Linked DNA regions of Mus musculus: region 2 is linked to region 1. The links are chromatin loops, found by intact Hi-C in ENCODE. Cell type or tissue: heart. All regions are shown on one strand.

The links. A loop is a pair of places that touch in the nucleus more often than their neighbours do. Peaks named below come from ENCODE experiments on the same cell type or tissue, not always from the same donor. Only the 100,000 strongest peaks of a DNase experiment are listed, where the experiment ranks them.
Region 2: a loop joins it to region 1, with 4 times the contacts of the local background. A loop is called at or near these places in 2 of 42 quality-filtered maps.

The regions. Positions count from the first base shown.
Region 1 is chr11:69,651,161-69,659,160 of GRCm38, reverse strand. Fxr2 (fragile X mental retardation, autosomal homolog 2) reads right to left here. Exons shown (of 17, transcript NM_011814.2): 13 at 7,725-7,922; 14 at 7,438-7,638; 15 at 7,088-7,183; 16 at 6,854-6,951; 17 at 5,864-6,557. The coding sequence ends at 6,462. Sox15 (SRY (sex determining region Y)-box 15) reads right to left here and starts at 4,124. Exons shown (of 2, transcript NM_009235.2): 1 at 3,262-4,124; 2 at 2,434-2,708. The coding sequence starts at 3,788. The coding sequence ends at 2,540. It overlaps Mpdu1 (mannose-P-dolichol utilization defect 1), which reads left to right. Exons shown (of 7, transcript NM_011900.4): 2 at 285-350; 3 at 463-595; 4 at 1,140-1,225; 5 at 1,318-1,436; 6 at 1,631-1,741; 7 at 1,833-2,464. The coding sequence ends at 1,958. In heart, CTCF peaks have their summits at 1,764 (motif pointing right) and 3,601 (motif pointing left); DNase peaks (open chromatin) are centred at 1,600, 1,850, 2,903 and 3,440; H3K4me3 peaks cover 1,324 bases; H3K27ac peaks cover 2,406 bases.
Region 2 is chr11:69,711,982-69,719,981 of GRCm38, reverse strand. No RefSeq gene overlaps it. Among named protein-coding and RNA genes, the nearest start is that of Tnfsfm13, 20 kb to the right of the region's middle. In heart, CTCF peaks have their summits at 337 (motif pointing right), 2,529 (motif pointing right) and 4,275 (motif pointing right); no DNase peak of the experiment used is centred here; H3K4me3 peaks cover 1,180 bases; H3K27ac peaks cover 2,377 bases.

The DNA.
Region 1 (8,000 bases):
GGGACAACCCTACTCTTTGCAGCCCTCAAAACTATTTTAGACGTGTATTTATAGGGAATGGAAGGGGGACAGGAAGGAAGAAGCTGTTGTGACAGCACACCCAGTCTGAATAGAAGATGTCTGTAGCAAGGATGTTTGCCCTGTCATCCCTACCACCCCCAGAGACTTACTGGTGTGGTAGGTGTGGTGGTCACGGGTGAGGGAGAGGGCAACAGCTCCTAGGAGCACTTCAAACCCTCACCTGGGCGCCAGAGGCCTCTCTGCTGACTGCTCTCTCTTCTCAGTTCCCTGCCTCAAGATTCTCCTCAGCAAAGGCCTCGGGCTGGGCATCGTGGCTGGGTCACTTCTCGGTACGTACAGCTCCTTCCTGCTGTTGGAGTAAAGGGAAGGGAGGTGAGAGGCTGAGGATGCCAAGGCTGGGGATAGAGTGCCCTTTCCTCAGCCCTGCTGCTTTGTCCACAGTCAAGCTGCCCCAGGTATTTAAACTCTTGGGAGCCAAGAGTGCAGAAGGACTGAGTCTCCAGTCAGTAATGCTGGAGCTAGTGGCACTGACCGGAACCGTGGTCTACAGCATCACCAACAACTTCCCCTTCAGGTGAGTGAGGGTCCACTCTTCACGCCCAAAGCCAAATCCCCAAGATTCTCTTTGGGTTTTTCAAGACAGGGTTTCTCTGTGTGGCCCTGGCCGTCCTGGAACTCACTCTGTAGACCAGGCTGGCCTCAAACTCAGAAATCCGCCTGCCTCTGCCTCCCAACTGCTGGGATTAAAGGCATGTGCCACCACCGCCCAGCCCCACAATTCTTTTCTTTTCAGTTTGTTTATTTGAGGTGGGAGGGGTCACGGAACAACTTGTAGGAGTTGGTTCTCTCCTTGCAGTGTGTGGATCCTGGGGCTGGAACGTAGGCAATCAGACTCAGAGGCAAACATCCTTACTTGCTGAGCTATTCTGGCCCCAGCACCTGCAGTTCTAATAAGTAAATATGGGGATGGAGCGAGCCTTCCCTGCGTGAGCCAGGCATGGTGGGAGTGGCAGACTGAAAAGCACAGGCTCATCCCAGAGCTGAGCCGGACGGGGCATGGAGGCTTCCCCTGCCTTTTTCCAGGCCTGCCTTTTTCCTCCCACCCCTTGACTCTGCAGCTCTTGGGGTGAAGCGCTGTTCCTGACACTCCAGACCGTTGCCATCTGCTTCCTGGTCATGCACTACAGAGGAGAGACCGTGAAAGGTGCCGGGGACTGGCTGGAGAGCAGGCATTGTGTATGGGAACTTTGGTGGGGACTCAGGCTCAAGAGGACTCCTTGTCTCCCTGACCCCCAGGAGTCGCTTTCCTTGCCTGCTATGCCATGGTCCTGCTGGCGCTGCTCTCCCCGCTCACGCCTCTGGCTGTAGTCACTCTGCTCCAGGCCTCCAATGTACCTGCCGTGGTGGTGGGGAAGGTGGGTACTCTGGGGAAGTAGGAAGCAAAGGGACGTGAGAGTGTGTGTGTGTGTGTGTGTGTACGCGCGCGAGCTAGTGTAAGGCAGAGGAGGACCTCCAACTATGGAGTGCTAGTGTGCAGGGCGTGAGGAATAGTGACGGGTCACGGAGAAGGGTCAGATGAGAGAACCAAAAGTATCAATGTCTCCTCTAGTTGCTTCAGGCAGCCACTAACTACCGCAACGGACACACAGGCCAGCTTTCAGCCATTACAGTGTTTATGCTGTTTGGGGGCTCCTTGGCCCGAATCTTCACTTCTGTTCAGGTGAGTGCACCTTCTGCCCACTAGAGGGCACTAAAACCTCATTCTCTGCTGAGTCTTGGAACTTTTCTAGATCTGTGCTCTCTCATAACAGGAAACTGGAGACCCCCTCATGGCTGGAGTCTTTGTGGTCTCTTCTCTCTGCAATGGCCTCATTGCTGCCCAGGTCCTCTTCTACTGGAACGCAAAGGCTCCCCACAAACAGAAAAAGGAGCAATAGAGCTGAGCTCGCTTCTAGAACAATTCCATTTCCACTCATCCTCAGAGTCCTCCCCACATGACTTGATCTGCGGGTGCAGTGTAAGCACCCTCCATTCCTCTAACTGCAGCCTCCTGAGCCAGGGTTGTGGGAGCAGTAAAGCTTGTGTAGGCCCTGCCTTCACTCACTCACTTCCCCAGATCCCTCCTTGTGAGCAGCTGGTTTACTGGAGCAGATGCTCTGGCCCTGTCCACTTACCTTCCTTTTGGACCAAGGACAGAGCCTAGAAAACTGTGGTTGGAAGCTAGTGGCTGCTTCCCTGTGCTGCCCGGGTGGGATGGTCTATTGGAGCCCAGTTCTGGGGGTGAGGGAGAGTGACTCAGATAAGGGCCCTGGGGTTGGGTGGGGAGGTTCCTGCCGAGGCAGGTCCTGGCGGAAGGGTGTGTGAAGGCGCTGGTTGCTGCTGTAGGGAGAGAATACAAATGGGACAATAAAAGACTCCGAAACATGGTTTTAATTGTACAAAATTGTGTTTAGTGTGCATTCTGGTTCCTTGGAGATCTGTAGGGGTCTGTGGGGTTGGCCCTGGGCGTCCCTGCCAGTTAAAGGTGGGTTACTGGCATGGGGGCTCCAGCAAGGGAAGTATTATATGGAGTGGAAGAGTCTGGGGATAGGTAAGGGGAGAAAGAGGGTCTTAGCTCCCCCTGGAGCCTGGGATCACTCTGAGGGAAGGTGCATGGTAAGGGGGCCTCCGGTCTGCAGTGGGAAGAGCTGTAAAAAGAAACATGGGGTCTGGAGGTTAGTCTTCTTGAATCGATTGGGCAGTGTCCTCAACTCTTCGTGGGGGACTGGTCTGACCAGTTTGCAGCAGACAGGGTTAGAGCTTGCCATTCAGCCAGCCTTGCTGGGTACAGCAGGCATGGAATGGGACCCTAGGGTGACTTAAAGAACAAGGTAGTTCTGTTGGGGCATGCTCAGCAGGCGGCTTGCGTGCTGCACGGCTGTTTGCCTCCTGGGGCAGCAGGCCAGGAAGGAGCAACAGGATGGGCTTGGTCTCTCCTTGCCCCCAGGGCTGGGAGAGGAAGATGGGTCACACAAGGGCCAGCCACAAGGAGAAACTGCCATCCAAAAGGCAGAGGTAGGACACATTAGTTGAGATGGAACAGCCACTATCCTGAACTCTGGGCCCTCAGCCTGGTGTAGCTTCTGCTTGGGTGGATTTGGGTTTAACTTGGCACTCTGGCCTCTGTTCCCACCCAGCTCTCAAGGAAGGGGGTCGTGTGGGAAGCATGGAACAGACAGATGGACACAATTAGGCACTCACGTGTAACTGCCAGGCAGGTAGGCTGTCGAATAGTTGGGGGGCTGGTACCCAAAGCCTCTGCTCCCTTGGGTAGTTGTGTACCCTGGCCCCCAGTGTGAGCCACCACATGCCAGGCCACCTCCTTCTTGGCTAAAGGGGACAGACCCGGTGCTCGAGTTTTTGCTCTTACGCCGGGGTCGGTACTTGTAGTCGGGATAGTCGCGGAGGTGGCGGGCACGAAGACGCTTAGCCTCCTCCACGAAGGGTCGCTTCTCTTCATCGCCCAGCAGCTTCCACTGAGCGCCCAAGCGCTTGGAGATCTCAGAGTTGTGCATCTTGGGGTTCTGCTGCGCCATCTGGCGGCGCTGAACAGAGCTCCACACCATGAAGGCGTTCATGGGCCGCTTCACCTTCTCCAGCGGAAGTCCCCCAGACGCTCCAGGGCTCCCGCCGGCCTCCTGCTCCTGGGGTCCTAAAGGCAAAGAGGCCGTGGAAGCCCGAGGATGCAGGCTCCAAGTCTCTGCTTGTGAGGAGCTGGTCAGCGCCATGGGTTGGAGGTGAAGCCTCTTTGAGAGGGCGTCTTGAATGCCCTTCTCCCAGAGCGAAGACTGGACTAGGAATATTTGGGTACTTAAGTATCTTCCAGAGCGCTTGAATCCAAACTTTGCTCCCAGCGATCGATTGTCACCTCTGGGAAGCTGAATTTAGAATCCTTGTCTGGAGCCCTTTACCGGAGAGGTAGTGTTCTCTCAGGTCTACCAGTCGCTCTTTCTACCCTCTGCTTCAGCGAGACAGGGTTCTTCTGTTGAAACTGCAGTTTCAAGCGTGCAGCTCTTGGTCTCCACAAAGTCCCAACAGCTGCCAGGAGTGCACCCAGGTGCTACAGGCCTTTCCCACCTGTACTCAGCCTCTAAAAGGCTGACTCCTCCCCAGACCCCTCCCAGTGGCTGTGCGGTTCTCTCCACCCCTCTTCTTTCTGCAAACCCAGGCGTCTTGTTCTTCCCAGTCCTTACACCTCCCCCTAGGGCACCACACCCCCCTAACGTTCCACCGGAGGCCTGGACGGCAGGCCTAAAAATTGTCTCAATTCTCAAGCACCAGCAATTTAAAGTAACTTCCTTCCCAAGAAGGGGAACCAAAGGCTCCCAGGGTCGATCAAACCCGGAGAATTTAAGAAGCTCTCACTCCCTATCAAAGCCTTTTCCGGTGTCTGTTGCTCCTTAAACCCCTGATCTGCCCCAGGGGAAAGAAACTCAAGGCCATTTTTGTTTTCTTAGTCATTCCAGCAGGTGCTAGGCAGATGAAAACATTCAAAGCCACTTCCAGTCCTGAGGTTCCCCATTGCCACTGAGTATTGCAAGTTTCATCTTTAAGCCCAAACCATGGACATGCCTCTGGGCCTGCAGATACACTTTTTAAAAATCTTCCTATTTTTTAAAAGGTTATGGATGGGGTGGGGCACAAGTGTCACCACTTTGTATATAGAGGTCAGAGGATAACTTTCACAAGTCCGTTCTCTTTCCCAGGTCAAGGTGGAGAGGTGGTAGTGGCTATCTCCGTGACTGATCTCAGGGGGCACCTAACCTTCTGAGCTATGGTTTTTGTTTTTTTTTTTTTTTTGTTTTTTGAGACAGGGTTTCTCTGTGTAGCCCTGGCTGTCCTTGAACTCAGAAATCTACCTAAGTGCTGAGCTGTTTCTTTACCCCTTTGATCCCTTTTTTCTTTTTTTTTTAAAGTGTAATTATTTGAGACAGGGAGTGCAGCATATAGCCCTGATTGGCCTGAACTCCTTGCTCCTTGTGTAGACTAGGCTGGACTTGATCAAGATCCATCTACCTCTGCCTCCTGGGTACCGGAATTTTTTTTTTCTTTCTTTCTTTAGTCTAATAATCCTGTCTTGCCCTTGAACTCACTCGATCCACCTGCCTCTATCTCGGACTAGAGTTCTGGGATTAAAGGCGTGTGCCCAGTACTGCCCAGCAGTTACATAGTTAAGAATCCCGATTTCCTCCATTCTAAGGTTTCTGGGAGAAAGCATTCAGCACACCCTCCTGAGGATCACGTTCAGTTCACCACAGTGCAGTGCACTGTACCTAGCTCTGGCGCTTCCCAATTCCGATAGTCACTACTCTTTACCCTTGAGGCCCCTAAAAGCTGAGGTCAGTGACATGGATTCTAGAGCTAGAGTGACACCAGGCCAGAAATACAACCTGCCCTCCTGAGTTCTAGAGGCTATGGTGAGGAAACCCTATTTTCCTCTCTGCTGAAGGCCCAGCCTGTGCCCCAGGCCCCAGATAATCGGATTAAACAGCCTGCTCAGACTCTCAGCTTCTACCAGGAACAGCTCCAGCTTCACGGAGCCTGGCCTATCCTCCTGTGACTCAGGGCTCAGGAGTGGCCCAACTCTCAACAACCAAGGGAGGGAAGAAACAGCAAGGTCTGAAGCACGGTCCTCTGGCCACGGAGAATTAAGGATGCAGCCATTCCCAGAATATCATCTTCCTGACACAGAACGAGGAGCTGATAATAAAGGCTATAGAACGAGAGCCAGGGACCAATGCCGGTCAGCCCTAGAGATTTAAACAGCCCAGACTGGGGACAAAGGCAACATGGGAAACACAAGGCCATTTGGATTTTTTTATTCTCTTTTTAAATACTGTACAGTGAAAAATAAATACGCCTTCTCATCCACCAGACAAGGTTATTTCCTCCCAACTCCCCTGGGAGACCTTGTCACCCCCCTTCATACATACCCCTGGTTCTATTCCAAAACCTTCCCCATGCCTCCCACCCACGAATACCCTCACTATCCCCGTCTTCCACAGTGATGAGGCCCCAGAAATGGGGGGTACAGGATGGGAGGAGGGATAGCAGGGGAGCCCCCCTGAACTGTCAAATCTGGGTGGGTCAAGGAGCACCCCCACCAACAGGCGGAGAATGGGGGTGTTCAGAGGTCGGGGCATTAGAGGATAAAGGCACATCCAGTCTGAAAGGGAAGGGGAGGCTCCCTCACCCTGGGGGTAGGGTGGACAAGAGGGAGGGGTATGACCCTGTTACACACCCCTCCACTAGCTCCTGGAGGTTGGGGGGGACCCAAGCTGCTGTGCCACCCCCCTCCCCCGTAGATAAGAGCAGCTCCAGCGCAGGTCAGTTGGACCCATGAGGGCCATGGTGGTGGGCAGCAAGCGAGATGGAGAAAGGAGGGATGTGGACCGGAGGTTTTATGAAACTCCATTCACCAAACTACCCAACTCCAAGGGGGCAGAGAGCTCCCCATTCTCTGAGGGGCCCTTGGGAAGCTTGCTGACAGAGTCACCCTACAGAGGAAGCAGGAGGAAAACAAAAAGGAAGCAGCTGATGAGTACAGCAGATGCAGGCACGCCTTCCTTCTCACTACAGACACACGTGGAGGCCAGGTCCCTCACCCCCCTGTGCTCAATCACCACCAGCCCTGTCTTCTGTTTGTGCCGGCTCTGCTCTACCCTCAGCTTAGCCTGAACTCCATCACATACAGTCAATTCAACTTTCTTTGCAAAGTTTTCTGTGTCCCTGCCCCAAACAAACAAACAAACAACAACAACAAAGTGGGGTAGGCTGTATCTTGATTGCCTACCTTCTGTCCTGAAAGAGAATCCTCTGAGGGTTTCGTGCGTTCCAGGGGCCGCTGGCGGCTCTGAGACTCTGCCCGTGAGATATAGTCAGCCACAGTCACTAGGAAAGACACAGGATCAAGACTTTCAGGAACTTCGGGATTTCATGGTTCCCAATGAATCCAACCCTGGTTTCCCAGCCAATGAGACATTTCATCTTAGTTCCAGAAAGGCTCCAATTCTGTATGTCAGCTGACCTGGTTGGCGGTCTCCACTGATGGACCCATCAGTCCGGTTACCACGATTACGGCGGCGGCGGCTGCGATTTCGTCTCTGGGGTCTTGATTCATCTTCTGTGGAGTAAAGAAGAGTCATTCACCCACCCTCTCATACTTCATTTTTTTTTTTTTTTTGGTTTTTCCAGACAGGGTTTCTCTGTATAGCCCTGGCTGTCCTGGAACTTGCTCTGTAGACCAGGCTGGCCTCGAACTCAAAAATCTGCCTGCCTCTGCCTCCCAAGTGCTGGGAATAAAGGCGTGCAACACCACGCCCGGCCATACTTCATTCTTAATCACACCTCTAAGAATTCTCCAGGCTAGCCCCTCACCCAGGCCATTCTCTGTCATGTTAGGACCATCAGACTCCAGGCCTCCGTCCATGACAGTCCTGTCTTCATCAGTACGGCGGCGGCGGGAACGGCGACGACGGGCACTTGCTGGAGGAGGTTCACCAGGCTCCGAATCAACTGGAGGCTCTGGTTCAGATGTGTCCAAGAGGCTGTAAGGATTGCTGTCTGGATCCTTTAGCACTAGTGAAACAAAAGGAAGAGGCTGGGGAGTCAGGTGGCCACTGTCTTCTCCTTCAGGTCACCATCCATGACCCCAGCTCTGATACCTGAGCTAATAGATGATGAGTTATATCTTGAGGTAGGCCGGGGAACAGGTGGGGGTCCCCTTCCCCGGCCCCCAATCGGCCGCCTCCTGCTTTCTTCTCCACGGCTTGGGGGATCTCTGTCACCAGGTCCTGCTCGATTAGACTCCTCTCTCTTTTCTGACTCTGTCTCTGAAGCTGTGGAGGGGTCTGAGCTGGGGCCTAAAGAACACAGAAGGGTTTATTCAGAGACAATAGTGCTTGTCCTAGGAGTTCAACCACCACATCTAAATTAGAATT
Region 2 (8,000 bases), 61 kb before region 1:
CTGCAAGCCCGAGCTCCTTTTGCTTGGTTTTCCGAGACAGGGTTTCTCTGTGTAGCCCTGGCTGTACTGGAACTCACTTTGTAGACCAAACTAGCTTCGAAACTCAGAGATCTGCCTACCTCGGGATCCTCTCTCTCTCTCTCTCTCTCTCTCTCTCTCTCTCTCTCTCTCTCTCTTTCTCTTCCTCTCTCTCTCTCTCTCTCTCTCTCTCTCTCTCTCTCTTTCTCTTCCTCTCTCTCTCTCTCTCTCAATTTTATTTTATTATTTAATTTTATTATTTTACATGTATGGATTTTTGCCTGCATGTATAGCTGTGCACGTATATGCATTTCCAGCAGGGGCCTGAAGAGGGCGTCGGAACCTTTGGAATTGGGTGTTACAGATGGCTATGACTAGCAGAGCGAATGCTGGGAATTAAATCCTGGTCCTTCGGAAGAGCCCCAGTTCTCTTAATGAACGGGCCATCTCTCCAATTCTAGCTAGCACTGTTTGTTTGTTTATTGCTACTGGTGGTGATACTGCTGTGTTTTGAAACAGGGACTCAGGGCTGGTGAGATGGCTCAGCGGGTAAGAGCACTGACTGCTTTCCTGAAGGTCCTGAGTTCAATTCCCAGCAACCACATGGTGGCTCACAAACATCCGTAATGAGATCTGACACCCTTTTCTTGTGTGTCTGAAGACAGCTACAGTGTACTTATTTATAATAAATAAATCTTTGTGCTGGAGCGAACAAGGCCAGAGCGAGTAGAGGTCCTAAATTCAATTCCCAATAACTACATGAAGGCTCACAACCAAAAGAAGAAGAAGAAGGAGAAGGAAGAAGAAAAGAAACAAGGATTCACTAGGTATCCCTGCCTGGCCTGTAATTCATTGGTGTAGAACAGGTTAGCCTTGAATTCAGAGATCAGCCCACTTCTGCTTACTGGATGCTGGGATTAAAGGTGTGTGCGCCACCATGCCCAGCTGATTGGGATAATTTTGATTTTGAAGCCAGCCTTCTTCCTCGTCTTCGTCTTCCCCCTACCCCTCGGGAGAGGGGGTGGGGCAGGCCAAGTTACAGACTAACCATGCACCATTCTGCTGAGCCCAGGCCAGTCTGTGACCTTTGATAATGGGTTTTCCCGCCTTTTAAATTGAGTCCCAGCCCTATGTGTTGCCCCTCCCCGGCGGCTTCCCTTGCTGCAGAGACGCGGGCGGCGAGGGAGGGAGCGGGCGGGCGGTCTGACTCTCTTTAGCTGCTCTTGAGACCTTCTTTTCTTGTGCCTCTTTTCTATTCTTTCCCTTAGCTTTCCTGACACGTGGCAGGCTCTGGAGTACCAGAAGATTTCAGCAATTCTGAAGAAATAAATTTCTTTCCAGTCTATCACCTGCTTTGAGTTCTGATAAGCTGTAGAATCCTCCATGTCTTTTTTAATTTTTTTTTTTTTTTGAGACAGGGTTTCTTTTTGTAGCTCTGGCTGTCCTGGAACTGGCTCTGTCGATCAGGCTGGCCTCGATCTCCTCCTGCCTCTGCCAGTGCTGGGATTAAAGGTGGCAAGGTGGCGTTCTGGACATCTTCAAGTCTGTCCCTTGAGTCACTATATTCTTTAGCTGGGACGTCACCTGTCTTAGTTTATCCACTGAGTTAATTCCAATTCATATACACATACTCATACACACGCACGCACACAACACACCCTCACACACATCCACACATTAAAACCTTAACGTGTTATTAAAATGTGTCTGTATATTGATTTACCTGCTTGCCCAGTCTAAACACTTCTCTCCTGCCTGTGCGTTGTGTCATGCCTCTGGCTTGCTTTGCCAACCTGTGGGTTTAGGCTAGACAATACTGTGAGAAGAGACCACCTGGAGTGGATCTGTGTCCTATGGGGCAGACTTTACTCTGCTTGAGATTGGGGGCAGCTGGGCCTGGACGCTTGCTGGTGACAGTTACAGATGCAGGGACAAAGCCCAACCATCGTGAAGGATGGGGATAGAAGTTAGTGAACAGGAAAAAAAAATTCATTGGAAATGTAAATGAGCTAAATACCTAATAAAAAATGGAAAAAAAATTCTATTCCTCTTACGTCCAAATGAACGTGGTACTTCCCACACCTGCCACCCAGCACCTGGAAGGTATAAGCAAGAGAGTCAGGAGTTCAAGGTTAGCCTCTACTACTTACCAAGTGCAAGGCCAGCCTGGTCTACAGGAGATAGATCCTGGTTTAGACTTCATTGTTTTATCTGTGTGAGTGCATGTAGGTGTGTGTACCACCACATGCGTGCAGTGTTCATGGAGGCCAGAAGAGAGGGTCAGGTGCTCTGGGACTGGAGCTATGGATGATTGCGAGACATCTCACAGGTTCTCAGAATTGATCCTGCATTTGTATCCTCGGCAAGAGCAACAAGTGCTCTAAATTGTTGAGCCATCTCTCAGCCCAATTTACAAAACAACAACAACAAAACAACTTATGGTGAAAAATAGTTTAATTTTTCTTCTTTTTTAGAATTAAAAAAAATACTTATTTTATTTATATGAGTACACTGCAGCTATCTTCAGACACACCAGAAGAGGGCATCAGATCCCATTACAGATGTGGTTGCTGGGATTTGAACTCAGGACCTCTGGAAGAGCAGTGCTCTTAACCACTGAGCCATCTCTCCAGCTCCTTTTTTAGAATTTTTATTTTGAGAAAGGGTCCCACCACTACTACTATGGGTCTTTAGGTTATGACCTCATGCTGTCTGTGTCTCCAGTGACTAGGATGACTGACCTGCACTAAGCCTGGTAACAGATGTCTTTATCAGAGGCGCCCCCTGTGCCTGGTCCCAGTGAGCAGCAGTGCGGCACAGCCTTGGTAGCTCTGCACTGTCTCTCAGCTTGTGCCCGGTGCCTGGGTGGCTTGTAGCTTTTACTTGTGAGCTGTTCTTGGCCTCTGAACCTGGTCTGTGGGGAAATCTTTGATCCCTCCGCCTGAGCACACCACCTCCAGAGAGAGCTTGCCTTGCTAGTTGAGGCTTGTTTCACTGCCAACCCCAGGACCCTAGAATGTCTTCCCTCAGAAGACATTCACTTTTCTCCAGAGTCAAGACAAGCTCTTCTTCCCCTTGCCCCCCATATCTTCTTTGATGAAATGGGTTTTTGTTGTTTTGTGTTTTTGGGGCGTGTTTTTGTTTTGTTTTGTTTTTGTTTGTTTTTCAAGACAAGGTTTCTCTGTATAGCCCTGGCTGTCCTAGAACTCACTTTGTAGACCAGGCTGGCCTCGAACTCAGAAATCTGCCTGCCTCTGCCTCCCAAGTGCTGGGATTAAAGGCATGCGCCACCATCACCTGGCTTCTTTCCCTTTTTTAAGACACTCTTCCATCTCTCTCTCTCTCTCTCTCTCTCTCTCTCTCACACACACACACACACACACACACACACACACACACATCCTGGCAAAATATTCATACACATTAAAAAAGCTAAAAAGTTAAATAGATAAATAGCCCCTTGCCAGACACTTGGGAGGCAAAGACAGACAGGTCTCTGTGAGTTCAAGGCCAGGTTGATGCACAGAGTGAGTTCCAGGACAGCCCAGGGGTACACAGAGAGACTCTTGTCTTGAGATAACAGAAACAACAGCAAATAGTTTATTTAAAGAGAGTCTGGCAGGGTAATAAATTAGGAAGTAAAGGTAGCCAGAGATGGCCGTAAATCACAGCTCTGCCTGCTTTCAGTACAGAAGGCTCACTGTGAGCTGGACGAAGCAGTCATCTACACTTCACAGGATTGTTTCACAGCCTGAATACTACTGCTACGATCTATTGATCAAATCATCCTGTCAACTGTGATTCAAGTCCAGAGACAACTCCATCTCTGTGGGAGGAGGAGCTGACCAGGGAAACCATGGTAACAAGAGCTTGAGTCAACTGGTCACCCTCTAGCTGCAGATAAGAAACAGATTGCTAAAGAATGCTGGCACCCACGTGTTTTCCTTTGCTTCCCGTCCTCCTCCTCTTGATTTTGAAACAAGGTTGACTATGTAGCTCTGGAAATACTAAAACTTGCTCTGTATATCAGATTGGCCTTGAACTCAGAGATCCACCAGTGCTAGGATTAGAAGTCATGTACTGCCACTCAAAACCAAAAACCTGATCCTGACGCTTATTGTGTCTTACTCTGAACTTAATGACAGACACAAGTACAGAACAAGTCACGGAAAGTTTTTATTTCATATTTATCTTACGTGTATGAATGTTTTGCCTGCTTGTCTGTATGTGCACCACACTCATGCAGTACCAGTAGGAGCCAGAAGAGGGCGTCATATGCCCAGGATTGGAGTTACGGATGCTTGCGAGCCGCCATGCTGGTGCTGGAATCCGACCCTGGCCCTCACTCAGCAAGGGCAGCAAATGCTCTTAACTGCTATGCAGTCTCTCCAGCCCATTCAAGCCTCAGAGCTTTATGTGCCTCAGCCGCTTGGAAGCTCTCCAAAGAACTTACAAACTGTGTGAACATAGAAAATGGGAATGGCAGCTGGGCGTGGTGGTAATGCCTTTAATCACAGCACTCCGTAGGCAGAGGCAGGCTGATTTCTGAGTTCAAGGCCAGCCTGGTCTACAGAGTGAGTTCCAGGACAGCCCGGGCTACACAGAGAAACCCTGTCTTGAAAAAAACAAAAACAAAAACGAAAGAGAGAAAATGAGAATGGAGGCTGGCGGTCTGTGAGTATCCCTTTGGCATGGCCTGCACATGTCCCTTGCCCCGTCATTCAAAGTTCACATACCACCTGCGGCCCCTCCAGGGTGTGTGAGTTCTTCATTGCAACGCATCTTGGTGTGCCGGGGGTCCTTCACTGCTTTAGTGGCAAAAGTACCAAACCTCCATGGCCTCCCAGATAAGCCTTACTTTCCTAAGACTGAGCCCGGGGCTCAGTTTCAAGGTCAAGCCTCATTACCTCACCAGCTTCCCTGCAAAGAGAGCATCAGCCTGCATGCCGGGTGTTTCTGAGGACCCTCATGACTCACAGCCTAGGACCCTTAGGTGTCTACCTCGTCTACCTCGCTCCTTTGAGAGGACAGACTGAAGAAGTTGGCTTTTTTGTTTTGGTTTGTTTTCTTTGTTTTTGGTTTTGTTTTGTTTTGTTGCTGTGATCCCGACGCCAAGGTGAGGACTCGGGCTCTAGAGCAGAGCTCCGGAGTTAATCAAAGACAGCTGGGCAGTCACGCGCCACCAGCTCTGGCTTATTAGTGGGAAGATCAAGGCAGATATGCAGAGCCCTGACCCTCACGTGAGACAATAGTGACCTCGTAGGCCCTCAGACAGGTGCTGACTTCTGGCTTTGCTTTCTTTTCTCATTGTCTGGTATTCATTCTCTCTCTCTCTCTCTCTCTCTCTCTCTCTCTCTCTCTCTCTCTCTCTCTCTCAGATTAGATTTAAAGCCCCTTCCTCTCTCCCTTTCTTTCTTTTTAAAATTTTATTTTACACATGTGGCTGTTTTGTCAGTATGTATGTATGTGTACCACAAGTGTGTCAGGGTGAGAAAAGGGTGTTGGATCACCCCTAAAACTGGAGTTATAGACAGTGTGAGCTGCCACCGGAGGGCTAGGAGTCCAGAGCCTCTGGAAGAGCAGCCAGTGCTCCTAACTGCTGGGCCACATCTCCAGCGCCTTTTCTTACTTTTTTCTCTTCTTTTCTTTTCCTTTCTTTTCTTTTCTTTTCTTTTCTTTTCTTTTCTTTTCTTTTCTTTTCTTTTCCTTTCTTTTCTTTTCTTTCTTTCTTTCTTTTTTTTTTTTAAAGAGACCTGTATAAGCCAGGCATGGTGGCACACGCCTTTAATCCCAGCACTTGGGAGGCAGAGGCAGAGGCAGGCAGATTTCTGAGTTCGAGGCTAGCCTGGTCTACAAAGTGAGTTCCAGGACAGCCAGGGCTACACAGAGAAACCTTGTCTGGAAAAAACAAAGAAGGAGGAGAAGAAGAAGAAGAGGAGGAGGAGGAGGAGGAAGAAGAAGAAACTCTTGGATGGGAGAGAGTCCTGCATGTGGTTGGGTCACCTACGGTTTCAGTGTAAAGGCACAAAGTAACCCCCCCCCCCAACAGAGACTCAGTTGAGCTGGCCCATGCCACAGGTCTGTAGGAGGAAGAGCTAGTATTAATCCCACCCAGGGAACATAGAAAATTCTTGTCTCAAAACACCCCCCCCCCCCCAATGATCCGGGCAGTGGTGGTGCATGCCTCTGATCCCAGCATTGGGGGGTGGGGGGGCAGAGGCAGGTGGATTTCTGAGTTCGAGGCCAGCCTGGTCTACAAAGTGAGTTCTAGGACAGCAGGGCTATACAGAGAAACCTTGTCTCGAAAAACAAACAAAAACAAAACAAAAACACGCCCCCAAAACACAAAACAACAAAAAACCGTGGCCATGTCCTCTTTGTCCTCTTTCTGTGGCACCGCCTGAGGATCCAGGATCATCGCTGGCTTCTCCCTCTGCTTCTACCCCCTTCCCTTGGGCAGTCAATCAAGCTCGGGTAACTCCCAGGTGGAAAACCAGCTGACCAAGCAGATTTACATTCCTTTCCTCATACAGGGAACTCAAGATCAGCTCTTCCATTTCTGGTCCCAACCCTGGGGTTAGCACTCTCCTAAACAGTTAACCTTTGAACTCACATTTTTGTTTGTATGTTTCCTTGCATGCTTGCTTGATTTTTCTGGTTTTCAGAGATGGTCTCATGATGTAGCCCTGACTGCCCTGAAACTCCCTGTGTTGCCCGCCCGCCCGCCCGCCCGCCCGCCCAACAGATCAGGATTCTCTAGTTTCAGCTTCCCAAGTGCTGGGACTGTAGGTGAGTGACGCCCTGCCTGGCTTTTAACCTCTGTCACCATGACAGGCTGGAGTTCCTGCCACCCAGCTGTTAGCATTCTTTCTACCTCCCATATAAAGACGTGTTTCAAGCCAGGCGTGGTGGTGGTGGCGGCGGCGGCGCACGCCTTTAATCCCAGCACTTGGGAGGCAGAGGCAGGTGGATTTCTAAGTTTGAGGCCAGCCTAATCTACAGAGTAAGTTCCAGGATAGCCAGGGCTATACAGAGAAACCCTGTCACAAAAAAAAAACAAACAAGCAAAAAAAAAAAAAAAAAAAAAGAAAAGAAAAGAAAAATACAAGTTTTTTTTTTTTTTTTTTAAGATTTATTTAATTTATATGTATGTGAATACACTGTAGCTGTCTTCAGACACCAGAAGAGGGCATCAGATCCTATTACAGATGGTTGTGAATCACCATGTGGTTGCTGGGAATTGAACTCAGGACCTGTGGAAGAGCAGTCAGTGTTCTTAACTCTCTCCAGCCCCAAAGTACAAGTTTGGTTTTTTGTTTGTTTTTGTTTTGTTTTGGGTTTTGTTTTTTTTTGTTGTTGTTGTTTTTTTTTTTTTTTTTTTTTTTTTTGGTTTTTGGTTTTTTTGAGACAGGATTTCTCTGTGTAGCCCTGGCTGTCCTGGAACTCACTCTGTAGACCAGGCTGGGCTTGAACTCAGAAATTCACCTACCTCTGCCTCCCAAGTGCTGGGACCAAAGGCGTGCGCCACCACGCCTGACAAAATACAAGTTTTTGTTTGTTTGTTTGTTTGTTGTTTTTTTTTTTAATTACAGGACCTACAGTTAAGAGACTGTGGATTCTTTTTTTTTTTTAAGATTTATTTATTTATTATATGTAAGCACACTGTAGCTGTCTTCAGACACACCAGAAGAGGGAGTCAGATCTCATTACAGATGGTTGTGAGCCACCACGTGGTGGCTGGGATTTGAACTCAGGACCTTTGGAAGAGCAGTCGGGTGCTCTTACCTGCTGAGCCATCTCACCAGCCCCAAAATACAAGTTTTTAAAGTAATAAAAGTAAATATTTTAACAATGAAGAGAAGAGTTTGTGACCTAGAATGCAAATGCTGTGCTCCACCCTGCCCCAGGGTGGAGTGTGCTGTCACTAGTTTCCCAGGACTTAATTTCTATTGTATCTCCCAAACTATCAAGGTAAGCACAAA